Regions from separate parts of the Mus musculus genome. Here all the other regions are linked to region 3. A link is a contact called in ENCODE POLR2A ChIA-PET data. All regions are on one chromosome and are shown on one strand. The core of a region is the stretch at or near the end of the contact, and the rest is flanking DNA. Distances in the headings are between cores, read along the strand shown.

The links. ChIA-PET counts read pairs that join two places held with the same protein, here RNA polymerase II (POLR2A).
Region 1: POLR2A ChIA-PET joins it to region 3 with 10 read pairs in embryonic stem cell. The contact joins the enhancer-like site here to the promoter of H4f16 in region 3. POLR2A ChIA-PET finds 5 or more read pairs at or near these places in 2 of 5 experiments (Patski and embryonic stem cell).
Region 2: POLR2A ChIA-PET joins it to region 3 with 37 read pairs in Patski. The contact joins the promoter of Atf7ip here to the promoter of H4f16 in region 3. POLR2A ChIA-PET finds 5 or more read pairs at or near these places in 3 of 5 experiments (Patski and embryonic stem cell).

The regions. Positions count from the first base shown.
Region 1 is chr6:137,134,268-137,136,967 of GRCm38, reverse strand. All of the region lies in intron 2 of Rerg (RAS-like, estrogen-regulated, growth-inhibitor), which reads left to right. Among named protein-coding and RNA genes, the nearest start is that of Gm38914, 7.1 kb to the left of the region's middle. Within about 2 kb of position 1,312, at least 1 of the 3 ENCODE cell types and tissues checked has a DNase peak (open chromatin) inside an H3K27ac peak, as active enhancers do.
Region 2 is chr6:136,517,520-136,520,219 of GRCm38, reverse strand. It overlaps Atf7ip (activating transcription factor 7 interacting protein), which reads right to left and starts at 1,369. Exons shown (of 15, transcript NM_019426.2): 1 at 1,257-1,369. It overlaps Gm44140 (a long non-coding RNA gene), which reads left to right and starts at 1,467. Exons shown (of 4, transcript XR_001785394.2): 1 at 1,467-1,622; 2 at 1,728-1,771.
Region 3 is chr6:136,802,994-136,805,693 of GRCm38, reverse strand. It overlaps H4f16 (H4 histone 16), which reads left to right and starts at 1,263. Exons shown (of 1, transcript NM_175652.3): 1 at 1,263-1,701. The coding sequence starts at 1,315. The coding sequence ends at 1,626.

The DNA of each region.
Region 1 (2,700 bases), core at 63-2,562, 330 kb before region 3:
ATGGGGGTGTGGTGAGGTATGGTAGAAGGGGTTAACTCAGTGGGCCCATGCCAAGGCATCTTGTCCCCCTGAGGGACCAGCCACACGATGGTATAGTATAGAATAGAGGTTATTCAGGGCATGGGGAGAGGAGATAAGAGGGTAGTAGAGGCAGCAAAATCAGATAGAAGGAGAGAGTAGAGAAGTAGAGGCTGGCCATGACCACGTGGAGAGATGGGGGAAGGGAATGGGGAGAGAGGGGGAGCAAGGAGCCAAGAGGCAAGAAAGCAAGAGTAAGAGAGTAAGAGGAGGGGGCAAGCAGCCCGTTTTATAGTAGACCAGGCCTACCTGGCTGTTGTCAAGTAACTGTGGGGTGGAGCTTAGACAGAATGCTAACACTTCCTGTTTAGGGACCCAGTCCAGTTCTGCTCCGGTACTGGATAACCAGAGCATGGTGATCTCCGTTCTTATTCTCCAGGCCCTCATTAAGCTGCTATTTATATATTTTGTGACAGTGCAGAGATCACTATGCAGTCTTATAAAACTATACATAAGATTCACTTCTGTGGAATTCACTTCATACTACTCAATAAAACGCATCAGTGTATTCAGTTTCCCAGTAGAAGACAGTCAAATGGTCACGAAAGAGCAGTGAATATTCATTAGCCTCATTTGCATACGTGCTGGAATCGGGAATTCCAGTTTAAAGTGGGGGCAGCTTAGCAATAGCATTTGTGACCTTGGACCTGGCGAACCTGCTGGCTTCCAGTGCAGTGCCACTTGGTCTGCGCTGGCTGTAGTTGTGTGGGTGTAGCCAGCATCTGCTTTAGTTTGGGGCTACATTTACTTGAGGGCACATCGTAAGCTTTACTCTCCCCCAAGAAGAGTGTCTTACGTACTGTTCAGTATTGCGCCTGATCTTATTTGTTGTCTCGAGAGCTGGCTCCACCACCTCTCAAAGGTCAGTTTTTAGCAGTCTATTTTTACCTCTCCTCTCTTCAACAAGTGATGTCCGTCCCAGCTCCCAAGTTGGCCTCGGATGGTGGAAAAGCTCCCCAGGGCTGAGACTGGATTAGTGAGAGCTGACCCAGACAGTCTAACTATCTCCGTGGGGATCTTAATTGAAACCAATCTCTCTCTTCGTGCTAATGTTTTCCTAATAGGAAGAAAAGGAGGACGCCAGAGCCAGTGTCCAGCCCCGCGTCCATTTTCTGCTCAGCGGTGAAGTTAACAGGAGCCTTTCCTGAGTACTATGTACTGGCTGGGAATCTTTAGACTGTCCCCAGGGCCATCCACTTGTCTCAGCTGCTCCATTAATCTCTGGGAAATCCCCAGCGCTGCAACTGTCACTGTGTAATTAAATGCTTTGTTATTTTCTGCATGGCCCTGTACTTTGGCAGCATATTTTTATTAAGAGCGGGGCCTGTTATTTGTCATTTGCCCCATATGGCTGTGCAGTAACTGCTTCGTGATATCTCTGCTGTGCTCATTTCTTCTGAACTAAGCAGTTTTCTCTTCTCTCTTTCCTTCTGCTTTTGTTCTTCCTTCTATTCATTTATACATGCACACACATACATACATACATACACACATAAACACACAGAGAGATAGACACACACATACACATACAGACACACACACACAGACACACTGATACACACAAACAGGCACACATACAGACATACCCAGACATATACACAGAAATACAGTTTGTACAAGCACACATACACACGCATACAGACACACACAGAGACACACACACATGTTTTGTTTTGTTTTGTTTGGTTTGGTTTGGTTTGGTTTGGTGTTTGGTTTGGTTTGGTTTGGTTTGTTTGGTTTGGTTTGGTTTGGTTTGGTGGGATGCCATTCTGTGCAGCCCCTGCTGACCTAGAACTCATTCTGTAAACCAGGCTGGCTTTGAACTCACAGAGATCTGCCTTTGCCTTCTGAGTGCTGGCTTCAAGGTGTATACACACCTTTACTGTGCACGATACTGAGTGTCGTAAGGATGTGCACAATACAGTCTATGATGTACTTGGAACGTGCCTTTTCTTTTTATATTTTCTTGCTCATCTTTCTTACTCAGAGCCAGATCCCCTAAGGCATTAGGTCAGCATCAACTGGTTTCTTCTTGTTTTTCCTTCTAATCTCCTCCGAGAAGGAAATGAAATTCGAAACATTAGCGTTAAATATGCTGTCATGTGACCATTACCTATAAGGTTAATCTTTAAATTGAGCACATGACCCCCAAATATCCAGATACCAAACTGTAGAAAATTCTGAATAAGGAAAACAAGAACTATTTAACTTCCTGATGTTGTTATTGTCTTAGTAATTTCTTAACCGTCATAACAAAGGCCATGTATCCCTATAGTGAGGAAAGAGTTTAAAGCCAGTATTTTTACCTGGAAGAAAAAATTTTCCTGTGGCCTTCAGTCACTGCTTAAAGACAGTGCAGCTGCTTCCAGGCAGCTCCTTGGCAGACTTTTGTCACACAATGCCTTTCTTACTTTGGTGGGAGGTGTGGGTGCCTAGAAGCAAATGGCCTACTCTGAATTAAGGACAGGCTCTGCTCTACTCCCCACAGAGAAGCTTTCCCACCTATATTGTCCATTGATCCTCAAGCTTGGAGGGGACTTTGCGATTATGTTAGAACCACACCCCAGGCTGCTGTGAGGGGCGGGACTGGGAACAGGAGTGGGGACAACACAGTCACAACAA
Region 2 (2,700 bases), core at 120-2,619, 290 kb after region 3:
AAGCAACTATACATATGAATGACAGATGTTTATGAAAACACAAGTTTTTAGACTAGTAAGAAACAACGGGTAGAATAAGAAAATTATATTAAATTATACGTATACTGACCCAATGTGCTACATACAACTGACCTAATTGTGCTACATACAACTGAAATTTAGTGGCATCACAACTTTAATCAGTAGCACACCCATAGTTATTTTAAGAAACTAAAACCAGGACATATACACCTAAAACATATTTAAAGTGTACATTATACACATATACTACAGTGCACATATTTTTTTCAAAAACTCAAAATGTTTAATTGATTCCCTTAAATAAGGACCTCAATAGAACTTGTAATATTTGTAAAATTCTTCATCAAAAAATGATATAATAGCTTATACGTCATCCCAAAATAATGAGAAATCGTGTTCACTAATTTTCTTTAACATTTCTCTAACTGAAGAAACAGTAAAACTAAAAACATGAAAGACTCAAGTGTTTGGATTAAAACTTCATTGACTTTGGATGAAATGTTCCTTTTTAAAAAAAAAAATAATAAAGATGTAATACCTGAGAAAATTGAGATTTCAACTTAACTTGTACATCCTTTTCTTGTCCTCTCAAACAAATCAAAAATAAAAGTTTCTATTTTGTAAACATTGCACATCCAAAAGCGAACCGGTAAAAACAGGGTTAAAAATGTATTTACAAAAGTGCAGCTGAAGTAAATGCACTTCCCCCGAGAGCACCACTAGGTGCCGATCTTATCTCCCTAAATGGAACGCGAATCCAGAAATACCTAACTAAACGCGAAATTATAATCGAGAACCACAAGAGGCAATTTGTACCAAAATATCAAGTCTGCACCGGTGAAACCGTGAGAGAAATAAAGGATTTTAAGGTGCGGGTAGGTGTAAGACACGAGAGAAACGTTTTCCTCGGAAAATGTGAAAAGAAGAAGCACGAGACGAAACCCCCTCGAGAATGAGAAAATTAAATCTAGAACCCAAATGGCGTCCAACAAGAACATTAGCTCTTGAAAATGAATATTGCGCCTGCGCAGCCACCGCCCGGCCAGCTGCTCAACTGCAGCTAGAGCCCGACCCCACGCGATCACGTGCTCCCATGCAGCGCCCGCCCGCAGCTTCGCAACCGCGCAGGCGCACACTCAACTCCCGCAGCCGCCATAATGCGGTCTTGACTCTTCCGAAATACAATAGTCATTTCTCCGACAGTGGTTAGAACAGCCCCTGGCACTCGCGTATACCTTCGGGGGCGGGAGGTGAGAGCCTGGGACCCGAGTTCCTTCCTACGCAGCCGTCCCGTGCAGCCGTCCCGGACGCTGCCGTCTCAGCCGTGCGCTCCACTCGCCGCCACCGCAGATTCAAAAACAAACCCGCTTCTCCCCAGCACGCGCCGGGGCCGTTATGCAAATAGATGGGGGCGGAGCTTCGTGGGCACACTATGTACTCCACCCACTGAGCGATCGGCCAATGAACGTGCGCGATGCCTATTCTCCATGCAAATCTCCTGGTTTTTTATTTGAATGAGGGATTTTTGGCCACGCCTCCTGCCTTGAAATTGTAGCCCGTCTGCGGTGGTGGCGCTGCCGTCTTTTCGATCGCATCCGGAGGTGATTTTTTTTTTTTCCGGTTGGCTCTTTTCTTTTTTATCCTGGAGGTGATTGGGGTTTTTTTTGTTTTTTTTTTAATTTTTTTATTTTTTTTTTTGCATGGAGATTCCTCAGTGGCCACCCCTCCATGAGACTTGAGAAAAAAAAAAGTAGGTGTTTAAAAAGCGAAAAGATTTTTCCATAAGTCTAGAGAACCTAGAGTACGGTAATTTATTCGAAAAAAAAATTTTTTTTAATTTTTATCTTTTTGTTTTGTTTTGTTGATGAAGATTCGTGCAGTTTAACTCAGTCTAGCCATTGAACTTGCCACGTAGCCCACACTGGTCTGGAATTTGAAATCTATCGGCCTCAAACTCTGTCAAAGTGTTACAGGTATCACTTAAAGTTCACTAAGTTAATTGTGTTAATCATCAAGATGTGGAGATGAACATCTTTTGGGGGGATATCCTGTAAGAGAGCAAGCAGTACCAATCATGCCTTCACACCTCATAAATTCACGTGTCGCTTAAATAGAGACAGTAATCACTGTTCCGACAAATTGAGAGAAGCTAGAATGAAGAAAAGATTCTAAATATGTTTTGTAAATCAGTAAGAGCCAGAAAAATAATATTAGGTGGAATCCCTTAAACTTAATTTTCTCCCTTTAAGTATTTGTTCAATAGTAACTTAACCAATCAAAAAGTTAAGTAGCTGTCAGTGCTGAGGAAATCTACACTCCCATGGGCAGCTGTGGCTCAATTCCCAGAAGCACTCAGGGAGATGAGGCAGGTCTTGAGAGAACAAGGACAACCTGGGGCCACATGCTCCCAGATCATCTAGAGCTTGAGACTCTCTCTCCAAAGAAGCTCACAGCTTTCATTATTGTCCTGTACTTGACAATTCAACTAGGACATTAAACAGGCAAACCCAAGGAAATTGAAATTCAAGAAACAACTTCTGGGGTCATAAAATGTGATACAGTGTCCAGGCAAATCTAAGACTTGAAGGCCAGCCTGGTTTACAGATCTAGTTTCAGGATACCCAGGGCTATATAGAGAAACCCTGTTTCCAAAAAAGGGAAAAGGAAAAAGGTAAGTGT
Region 3 (2,700 bases), core at 14-2,513:
AGTTTTACAAATTTGAATAAGTATTCTGGCAGCAGCTTTCATTTTGGTAAGAATTCTGAAGAGCAAGGGATTTAAAATCATGAGGTAAAATTCAATGATTAAGGCTTCTTCCCCCTCCAGCTATCCTAGAGCTCAATCTCTAAGAGACAGGGAGGGGACAAACAAATGAAATGCTGTTTGAGTTGTGGAACTAATGGGAATTGTAAAGTACTACAAACTAAACGCATTTATCCTGCTGCCTTTTTCTTTTTTTTTAAGATTTATTTATTTATTATATGTAAGTACACTGTAGCTATCTTCAGACACACCAGAAGAGGGCATCAGTTCTCATTACAGGTGGTTGTGAGCCACCATGTGGTTGCTGGAATTTGAACTCAGGACCTTCAGAAGAGCAGTCAGTGCTCTTCACCACTGAGCCATCTCTCCAGCCCAAAACCTGCTGTCTTTAAAAACGAAACAAACTTAAGGACAGTCCTGTTATTCGGAGTCATGCTTTTGACTTCTGGTACTTTACAAGCTATTTGAGTGGGGAGGAGGGGAAATGTATTTGAGTCTGTCTAGCCTAGGCTGGCCCCAGCTCTTGGCAATCCTGCCTCAGCCTCCGGAGAGCCTAAATTACAGATGTGAGTCACCAGGTCTCTTTTAAACGCAAGCAACAAGGACCTCGGATCTAAATGACAAGTTACAATAGTTCAGCTAAGTAACTATAGGAACAATTGGCTGAAAAGCGAATACCAATGTGTTTGCAATGCAGGAGCAGAAAATCCATACACTGCAGAAACAGTTGAAACCAAATAGGAAGTGGGAACTAGCATAATTTTCTTATCGTGGCCACAAAAGAAAGGCACTAAAACACTTCTATCCCCTCAAAAGACTCTCTCGTGAAAATGTAAACTGCTTCGGTATAAGACCTAGTAAGCTAGATTTCTATTGCTAGCTTCTTTTCATTTTCACATTAAAGTTGTGTAAAAACAAGCATGCTGCTTAGAAAATACCGAATCAGCGTGCACTGAAGATAACAAGCATGATGCGCCGTTTTTATTTGTGCTAAAAAAAAAAAAGAGGAGAAATAGATTGTTACCTTATATTATTTAAACTTTCAAATGTGCTAGGGTTCCTGGAATTTGGAGAGGGAACCGAAAGGGTTTTATGGTTCTTGGGAGACAGCAGAGCACAAAGAGCCAGGGGGTGGAGTCTAGAGCTCCGCCCACTCCTTGCTGTTTTCAATCAGGTCCGCTCCCAGGAAATATAAGCTCTTGCTCGGCGGCGGATTACTGTAGTTTCTCCTGTCTCTTTATTAGGTTGTTTACTAATATGTCAGGACGAGGAAAAGGCGGCAAGGGTCTGGGGAAAGGTGGCGCCAAGCGACACCGCAAGGTTCTCCGCGACAACATCCAGGGCATTACCAAGCCCGCTATCCGGCGGTTGGCTCGGCGTGGCGGCGTGAAGCGCATCTCGGGTCTCATCTACGAGGAGACTCGCGGTGTCCTCAAGGTTTTCCTTGAGAATGTGATCCGCGACGCCGTCACCTACACCGAGCACGCCAAGCGCAAGACGGTTACGGCTATGGACGTGGTGTACGCGCTCAAGCGCCAGGGCCGCACTCTGTACGGCTTCGGCGGCTAAGCGAGCCCTCCTGTGCCTAGGCCGTTCCCTTGGCCGGCTTCCCCCATCCACAAAGGCCCTTTTCAGGGCCCACAAAGCATCAGAAAGGAGCTGTGGACATTTGTAGTTCTCACTAGTTATGAGCGTCTCATTACTTTTTGTATTTGGTATGCTTTGTCTTGTATGCAAATTGAGCTGCCTGGGTGCACTTTTTCATTGGAGGACTTGGGCTGGTGGCCCCGCCTACCGCCTGGGACCTGCTCAGAATGCTTGCGGAGTGGTCTGCGTGAATGAGTTTTTTTAGGTGTCTGTTGAGTTGACAGCCCCAGAGTGCTAGGGTGCAGCCTCTGCGGACGCTCTAAAAAGGGGAAAAAAGCTCCTGTAGAGACAGTGGACCTGAATGAGGGCAGGTGTGGAGGCTTGGAACCCCACAATAAAGTCACCCTGTAGCTTAAACTTGGCTTTCTCAGCTGTAGCTGTTTCTCTGCCTTAAGCACGTGGGTTTGGGGGAAGAGGAGCACTCGGATGTCTACCATTTAGTTCAGGCTGGTATAAGTCTTTCGGTGGTCCTTCTGTTTCAGCTTCCACAGACCATATGTGTCTCATTTAAGTCTTCAGAGTAGGTTAGTCACAGCCCTTGCTGCTCCTTCAAAGTACTTGTATTCGATGCTCCATACCCAGATGGGTTTAACTCTGGATCCAGGAAGTCGCTTCCTTAGGCCCCTGGACTCAGGTCTGCTTACCGGCTTTCTGTACACATTACTCAAAACGGTAGTTTTGTTTTTCAGATCTCTAGGTTTTTACATCTGATGTTTACGGGTCTTCTCACTGGCTGAAGAAATAGGAGACTGTTCCTACAGTTCCTGGAGCAGGAACCTGGCATTTCATTAAGATATGGTTATCTCGTGTTCAATGCTTTCTGTGTGGCAGAAACTTGGTGCGGTCTTTCAGCAGATTTATTTTAAGTGTTGATAGTGAGTACAGCTGTGGATGAGACAACGAAGGCTAAAATTTTGGAGCCTAGATTTGAACTCTGCTCTGTGCGATTTTACACAACCTCGTTTTATGTGCCACTGGTGTTTTTGTTTGTTTGTT